Linked DNA regions of Homo sapiens: region 2 is linked to region 1. The links are chromatin contacts, found by Hi-C or POLR2A ChIA-PET in ENCODE. All regions are on one chromosome and are shown on one strand. Each heading gives the region's core, a stretch centred on a gene start or an enhancer-like site at or near the end of the contact. The rest is flanking DNA. Distances are from core to core; before and after follow the strand shown.

Evidence for each region. A loop is a pair of places that touch in the nucleus more often than their neighbours do. ChIA-PET counts read pairs that join two places held with the same protein, here RNA polymerase II (POLR2A). Pooled maps may share reads with other maps.
Region 2: a loop to region 1 is called in a pooled map, with 4 times the contacts of the local background. The contact joins two enhancer-like sites. A Hi-C loop is called at or near these places in 2 of 50 pooled maps. POLR2A ChIA-PET finds 5 or more read pairs at or near these places in 7 of 52 experiments (CD4-positive, alpha-beta T cell, Caco-2, GM12878 and 4 more).

What each region holds. Positions count from the first base shown.
Region 1 is chr16:3,003,188-3,006,567 of GRCh38, reverse strand. No RefSeq gene overlaps it. Among named protein-coding and RNA genes, the nearest start is that of CLDN9, 8.0 kb to the left of the region's middle. RefSeq lists enhancers at 306-600, 2,406-2,700, 1,847-2,805 and silencers at 2,262-2,351, 2,362-2,461, 2,406-2,700, 2,448-2,741. Within about 2 kb of position 1,732, at least 13 of the 41 ENCODE cell types and tissues checked have a DNase peak (open chromatin) inside an H3K27ac peak, as active enhancers do.
Region 2 is chr16:3,073,139-3,076,854 of GRCh38, reverse strand. It overlaps the pseudogene LOC107984896. Among named protein-coding and RNA genes, the nearest start is that of IL32, 9.4 kb to the right of the region's middle. RefSeq lists enhancers at 127-176, 1,524-1,573, 1,694-1,783, 1,854-1,973 and a silencer at 2,154-2,337. Within about 2 kb of position 1,299, at least 16 of the 41 ENCODE cell types and tissues checked have a DNase peak (open chromatin) inside an H3K27ac peak, as active enhancers do.

The sequences.
Region 1 (3,380 bases), core at 483-2,982:
AGCCATGCAGTGTGTATAAATTTGCTACTGCGGTCAGGCCGGGCGCGGTGGCTCACGCCTGTAATCCCAGCACTTTGGGAGGCCGAGGCGGGAAGATCACGAGGTCAGGAGATCGAGACCATCCTGGCTAACATGGTGAAACCGCATCTCTACCAAAAATAAAAAAAATTAAAAAATAAAATTTTTACTGCAGTCACAAAGAACTAGTACACTGCCCTTCTTGGTGGTGGGTCCCGGGCTCTCCGAGGTCCCCCAGGGTCAAGGTTGGCTTTCTGATACCAGTCCTAGGCTGCTGGAGAAGAGCCCACTGAGAAAGAATTTTCGCCTGATTACCTGAGCTCAGGCCACCTAGGGAACAAAGAGAACTTTATTAAGTTGTAGAGGCTGCACAGAAACTGGCAGGTGGGGTGCAGGCAAAGCTGGAGAGAACAGGAGCTTCCTCTCAGGGCCCAGCCCGGGTGGGGGTGGGGGAAGCTCTCCTGTCCCATGGGGATGACTTCACAGCCCTTGCATGTGACCCTTGGGTCCAGTATCGATCCCCACCACTGCTTCCCTGGTGCGCACAGCCAGCCCGACCCCTGGATCTGTTTCAGTTGAAAATTTGACTTCTGAAGACTTTTCAAAGGCCGGGCGCAGTGGCTTATGCCTGTAATCCCAGCAGTTTGGGAGACGGGCGGATCACCTGAGGTCTGGAGTTTGAGACCAGCCTGACCAAAATGGAGAAACCCCGTCTCTACTAAAAATAGAAAATTAGCTGGGCGTGGTGGCGCATGCCTGTAAACTCAGCTACTCAGGAGGCTGAGGCAGGAGAATCGCTTGAACCCAGGAGGCGGAGGCTGTGGTGAGCCGAGATTATGCCATTGCACTCCAGCCTGGGCAACAAGAACGAAACTCCGTCTCAAAAAAAAAAAAAAAAAAAAAAAGACTTTTGCGGCAGGATCAGAATTTTCAAGAGCCATACACTGAGGATGGCCTTAGCCATGGCATCCAGACCCTTTATTTATAAGAGAAATGAAATATTTGGATATAGTTAAAGCACTTTAAACTTTTTTTTTTTTTTTTGAGACGGAGTTTAGCTCTTGTTGCCTAGGCTGGAGTGCAATGGCACCATCTCGGCTCACCCCAACCTCCGCCTCCCGGGTTCAAGCGATTCTCCTGCCTCAGCCTCCCGAGTAGCTGGGATTACAGGCATGTGCCACCACGCCCGGCTAATTTTGTATTTTTAGTAGAGACAGGGTTTCTCCATGTTGGTCAGGCTGGTCTCAAACTCCTGACCTCAGGTGATCCGCCAGCCTCAGCCTCCCAAAGTGCTGGGATTATAGGCGGGAGCCACCGCGCCCGGCCCAGCACTTTAAACTTTTGTTTTCATACCCTTGATCCCCATTTCCTTGGACACGTGCTGTGGGCCCCGCCCGCTGCCCTGATCACTAGCCAGGTTATCAGCCCAGGGGACGGGTTACATTCTCAAATAACCTAGCAAGAGGCCTGCTGGAGGGCAGCAGGGGAAAATGGAAGACCCGAATCTTTAGACAAGTCTATTTTCAGACTCGCTCCTTTCTCTACCAAACCTGAGCTGCTTCCGATTCTCCTTCTCTCTTCCCCAAACTGGGCTCTAACCCCCGTCCTCTGAATCCATGCCCGGGGAAGGTGGCTACGGGCACTGGCCCTGTCGGGGGCTGCCTACTCACCCGCCGCGGGAGGGGCCAGGTCAGCAGGGCGGCGACAGGAAGAAATGCGGGGACAGGGGCACGGGCGGTGGCAGGGGAAAGGCGGACAGCAGCCATGGGTCGCGGGTCTCGGGGGCCGTCAGCAGGCTGAAGGGAGAGGGTCGCGCGGGCAGCGGCGGAAGCGGATGCGGCGGCGGCTCGGAGACCAGGGGCGGGCGGACGAGCGCGCCCACGGGCCCAGGGGCTGAGGCGACGGCGGACACGGGCAGCGGAAGCAGCGGTAGGAGCGCGGGCGGAGCGCGCGGGCGCGGGCAGGCGCGGCAGGTCCTGCAGTGCGAGCACGGCGGCGGAGAGCGCGGGTGAGCAGGCTTCGGGCGGCAGCTCGGGCAGTGCCAGATGCGCGCCGGGGCCCCAGGGCGCCAGCGGCTCGGGCCGCAGCGGGAGCGCGGGCAGCGGTGGCAGCTCGGCCAGGGCGAGAGCGGAGGGCGTCGGCGGCCCGGGGCTCAGGCCGGGCGGCAGGCCGGGCAACGGCGGGTGCGGCAGGGACGGCGGGGGCAGCGGGGTGGGCGGCAGCGTCGAGCGGGCCCGGCCCAATCGCGAGTGGGCGCGGGCGCGGGCGAGCCGCGGGTGCGAGCTGGAGCGGGGCAGCCGCGCCGCCAGCTTGGCTGCGGCCGCCACCCCGGTTGCGGCCGCCAGCCCAGGGCCCCAGAGCGCGCCGCCAGCCGTGACCTGGTACCTCGGGAGGTGGCCAAGCGCCGCACTCCGAGCGGCCCAGCCAATCGCAGATGCTCGCCGCCGCACCCCAACCAATCACGGGCCAGTGCGCTCGCGGTCTACGGGTCCCACCCGGCAGCTGTCAAGGGCTACCCTTGGCAGCCAATCAGAGATATGAGCGCGCTCCGCCAAGTTCTTCTTCCCGCCCTCTCCTGGTCCCAGCCAATCGCTGTGTCCCAGGTGCCGCAGCTGCTCCCCGCCCTCAGCTAGCCTGGCTATCAGGCGCTGCACACGCGCAGTGGGCGCCCCCACCTGGCTTGAGGATCTGCGGATTCGCTGCGACACCGAGGCGCGGCGCCTCACCAATTTTTTTTTTGTTTGTTTTTTAGGTGGCTTTTTTGGGGACTGAGCCCCTCACTCTGGCGCCCAGGCTACATTGCAGTGGCGCGGTCTTGGCTCAGTGAAGCCTCGACCTGCCGGACTAAAGCAGTTCTCCCGCCTCAGCCTCCCCAAGTAGCCGGGACTACAGGTGCACGCCACCACACCCGGCTAATTATTATGGTCTTTAAATTTAAAAAAAAAATTTTTTTTAGACGGAGTCTCGCTCTATCCCCCAGGCTGGAGTGCATTGGCGCAGTCTCAGCTGCAACCTCCGCCTCCTGGTTCAAACGAGTCTCCTGCCTCAGCCTCCTGAGCAGATGGGATTACGGGCGCCCGCCACCATGCCCGGCTAATTTTTGTGTTTTTAGTAGAGACGGGGTTTCGCCATGTTGGCCAGGCTGGTCTCGAACTCATGACCTCATGATGCACCCGCCTCGGCGTGCCAAAGTGCTGGGATTACAGGCGTGAGCCACCGCGCCCGGCCTAATTATTATATTTTGTGTAGAGATGGAGTCTCACCATGTTGCCCAGGCTGGTCTCGAACTCCTGGGCTCAAGCGATCCGCCGGCCTCAGTCTTCCAAAGTGCTGGGATTCCAGGCATGACCCACCGCGCCCGC
Region 2 (3,716 bases), core at 50-2,549, 71 kb before region 1:
CGAGCTGGTCTCAGCAAGCAGAGGGTGCCCCTGCACCAGGAAAGGGGGGCACAGGAAGGCCCTGCAAGTGCAGCTGCAGCCAACAGGAACAGCAGGACACCTTCCAGAGGTGACCCCAGCCGCCTCTGCCCAGCACCCCCCTGCCCCAATCCTCCACGATCCCTTTCTCCAGTCACCCACTCAGCATGGCTGTGCTGGACACTGGGCCACAGGGCTGAAGCGACCCAGAGAACACATAGAGGAAGGGGCCACCTTACACACAGATGGGGACCCTCCTCTGGGAAGGGAGCACTTTTTGCACAGAAGTTTGAGGGGAAGGAGCTGGGTGTGGTGGCTCACTCCTGTAATCCTAGCACTTTGGGAGGCTCAGGTAGGAGTTTCACTTGAGCCCAGGAGCTCAAGACCAGCCTGGGCAACATAAGGAGAACCCCCTTCTCTACAAAAAAATTAAAAAATAGCCAGGAATGGTGGTGCACGCCTGTGGTCCCAGCTACTCAGGTTCCAAGCTGAGGCAGGGAGGCAGGAGGCTTGCTTGAGCTGGGGAGGTCGAGGCTGCAGTGACGCATGACCATGTCACTGAACTCCAGCCTGGACAACAGAACAAGGCCCCGTCTCAAAAAAAGAAAGAAAAGAAAAAGAAACTTGAACTTGAGGGGGCAGTGGGGCAGGGGCAGGAGCCTATAAGGTGCGTGCCATTCTCTGCTGGCAGCCCCAGCCCTGGCAGCGTACCCTCCTCCCAGCTCCAGTCTATGGTCAGCAACCCCCGCCCATCTCCCCCATCTGCTGGGGATGTAGGTCCATGTCCTTGACCCAAGACCTTCCCTCATTCCTGCCCCCATCCCTCCTCAAGCCATATCCCTTACATCCCTTGAGTCCTCCATCCCCCCTCCCCCATCTCCCTGTCCACAGCCTCTGCCCCTCCTCTCCCTACCCTGTACCACCCCCACCCCAGGTCTTCCTCCATCTCCTTGGGAACACAGAGCTCCTCTAGCAGGCACTCTCAGAACACAGCCTGCCGGCCCCAGCGCCAGGCCTGGCTCCCAGCCTGTTCCCACCACAGCAGCCTCTTCCCTCCGGATTCAGCTCAGGCGCCAGGACCGGCAGGACCGAGACGCTTCCCATGTCAGCCCTGGCCAAAGCCCAGCTCCTTATCCATCGGTGAGCTGCCTGCCAGCTCCTGCTCCAGCTGCTGAGAGGCCTGAAGAGACCAAGACAGAGACATAGCCCTGCAGCACCACAGGGAGGCCCCAATTACCCCATGCGGATGAGTTTCATGGCCATCTCTAACTAAGGTCAGCACTGCTCAGGGCAGGTTCATAGGTAACGACCTGGTGAACTGAAAAGCAAATTTCTCTCGGTCCCTAAAACCACTAGCTGAGCATCTAAGCATGAAACATGAGTCCTAAGAGGGGTAGCAAACACGTTTTCATTCACTTCTCACCAAACCTGTCCCCTATGTCCATTTTACAGAGGAGGAAACTGAGGCACAGAGACTTCAAGGTAGATGGCCAGGTACCCTGGCTCTGCCAGCCTGCCGTTCAGCAGGGGCTTCAATGGTCTTGCTCAAATCACATGTGCGCTGATGAATGTCCTTGTTGACTGTAGGTTCTCTTGTTGCTCTGAGTCCTTTTTCTGAGAAACTGAAGTTTGGTGTTTTGATCACGGCCATATCATTCATCTCTCACCTTCTATCCTGCCTTGCATGTCTTTAACCACACTGAGCTTCCGGGCCCTGCACCCCTTCCTGCACCCTTGTCACACCATGCATCTGGGGGAAGTTACACAACCACAGCTGTGCAGACCCAGCCTCACGAGATTCTCAGAGGGCAGTCCACAGGGGCCCCAGCACCTCCTATCATCCTTGCCCCAGGCTTTGGCAGGCAGCTCCTGCACACTCCCCTCAGCCCCATGCCAGGCCCACAGCCCCTCAAGCTTTCATCCAGCCCCGGCCCCCAACTTTCTTTTCTGTCTCTTTTTTTTTTTTTTTTTGAGACGGTGTCTTCCTCTGTCACCCAGGCTGGAGTGCAATGGCGTGATCTCAGCTCACTGCAACCTCTGCCTCCCAGGTTCAAGTGATTCTCCTGCCTCAGCCTCCTGAGTATCTGGGATTACAGGCGCCCCACCAACACACCCAGCTAATTTTTGCATTTTTAGTAGGGACGGGATTTCACCATGTTGGCCAGGCTGGTCTCGAACTCCTGACCTCAGGTGACCCCCCCGCCTCAGCCTCCCAAAATGCTGGGATTACAGGTGTGAGCCACCGCGCCCGGCCCTCAGCCCTAACTTTCAAATGACAATTGTGTTTCCTGTTTCATCAGGACAGGACATCGATGTCATCTGTAACTTCCAGTGCACTGGGACACACAGCTGTATCTCCCCATGCTCGCCTCCTGCCCCTCCCGGTGTGAGGACTTAGCCTGGATCACCTCCTCCAGGACAAGAACGACCTACCGGCATCTATCCATCCAATCTCCCCACCCATCCATCACTGCCTCTGTGCATGCATCCTTCCAACCATTCATACACGCCTCTGTGCATGCATCTGTCTGTCTGTCCCTGCCTCTGTGCCTGCATCTGTCCATCCATCCCTGCCTCTGTGCCAGTATCTGTCCATCTATCCCTGCCTCTGTGTATGCATCTGTCTGTCCATCCATCCCTGCCTCTGTGCCTGCATCTGTCCCTCCGTCCATCCCTGCCTCTGTGCATGCATCCTTCTGTACATCCCTGCCTCTGTGCATTCATCTGTCTGTCCATCCCTGCCTCTGTGCATGCATCTATCCATCCATTCATCCTTGCCTCTGCCCATGCATCCGTCCATACATCCCTGCCTCTGTGCATGCATCTGTCCATCCATCCATCCCTGCCCCTGTGCATCCATCTATCCATTCATCCCTGCCTCTGTGTAGGCACCTGTCCATCCATCCCTACCTGTTTGCACTCATCTGTCTCTCCATTCCTGCCTCTGTGCATGCATCTGTCCATCCATCCATCCCTGCCTCTGTGCATGCATCTGTCCATCTATCCATCCCTCTCTCTGTGCATGCCTCTGTCCATCTATCCATCCCTGCCTCTGTGCATGCATCTGTCATGCTATCCAACCCTGCCTCTGTGCATGCATCTGTCAGTCTATCCATCCTCCATCCCTTTCTTTGTATCAGCTTATCCTGTGCTGAGTGCTCACAACTCCTTCATCCTAAGACGCTCATTGGACCTATTCCCTCCCCCGACTCCACGCCGCTCTCTGCCCTCCCTTCCTGGTCAAGTTCTCCAGCCAGTGGTCTCAACTCAATCTTCTCTTCCTCCGCTCCTCTCATGCCTAAGCCCACTGCCGCCTAAATTCTTCCCCAACCCACTGGGCCTACCGGCACTAAAAAGGTCACTTTGTCCCTGGATGACCAAACACAGGCCAATGTAACTTACTGGGCTTGTTTTGCCCCAGCCACAGCTGACCACTTCCTCCTTCACTCTTGTTGTTGATCACCTTTGGGCTTAGTCTTTCTCCATCTCTGTTGAGTCCTTCTCCCCTGCCACCTACTCCTTCATGCTGGGGTTCTCTGTAGCTCTGTACCTGACAGTCACGTTCCACCCTTTCCTCCCAGAAGCTCGCCAACCCCCGTGGACTGCTGGCTCTCAAGGCGGCCACTAGCCCAGCTCCGACAGCAGCTGACAATGCACAGTATGCGGCCCAGGGCAGGCCCTGTGCTGAGAGGCATGGG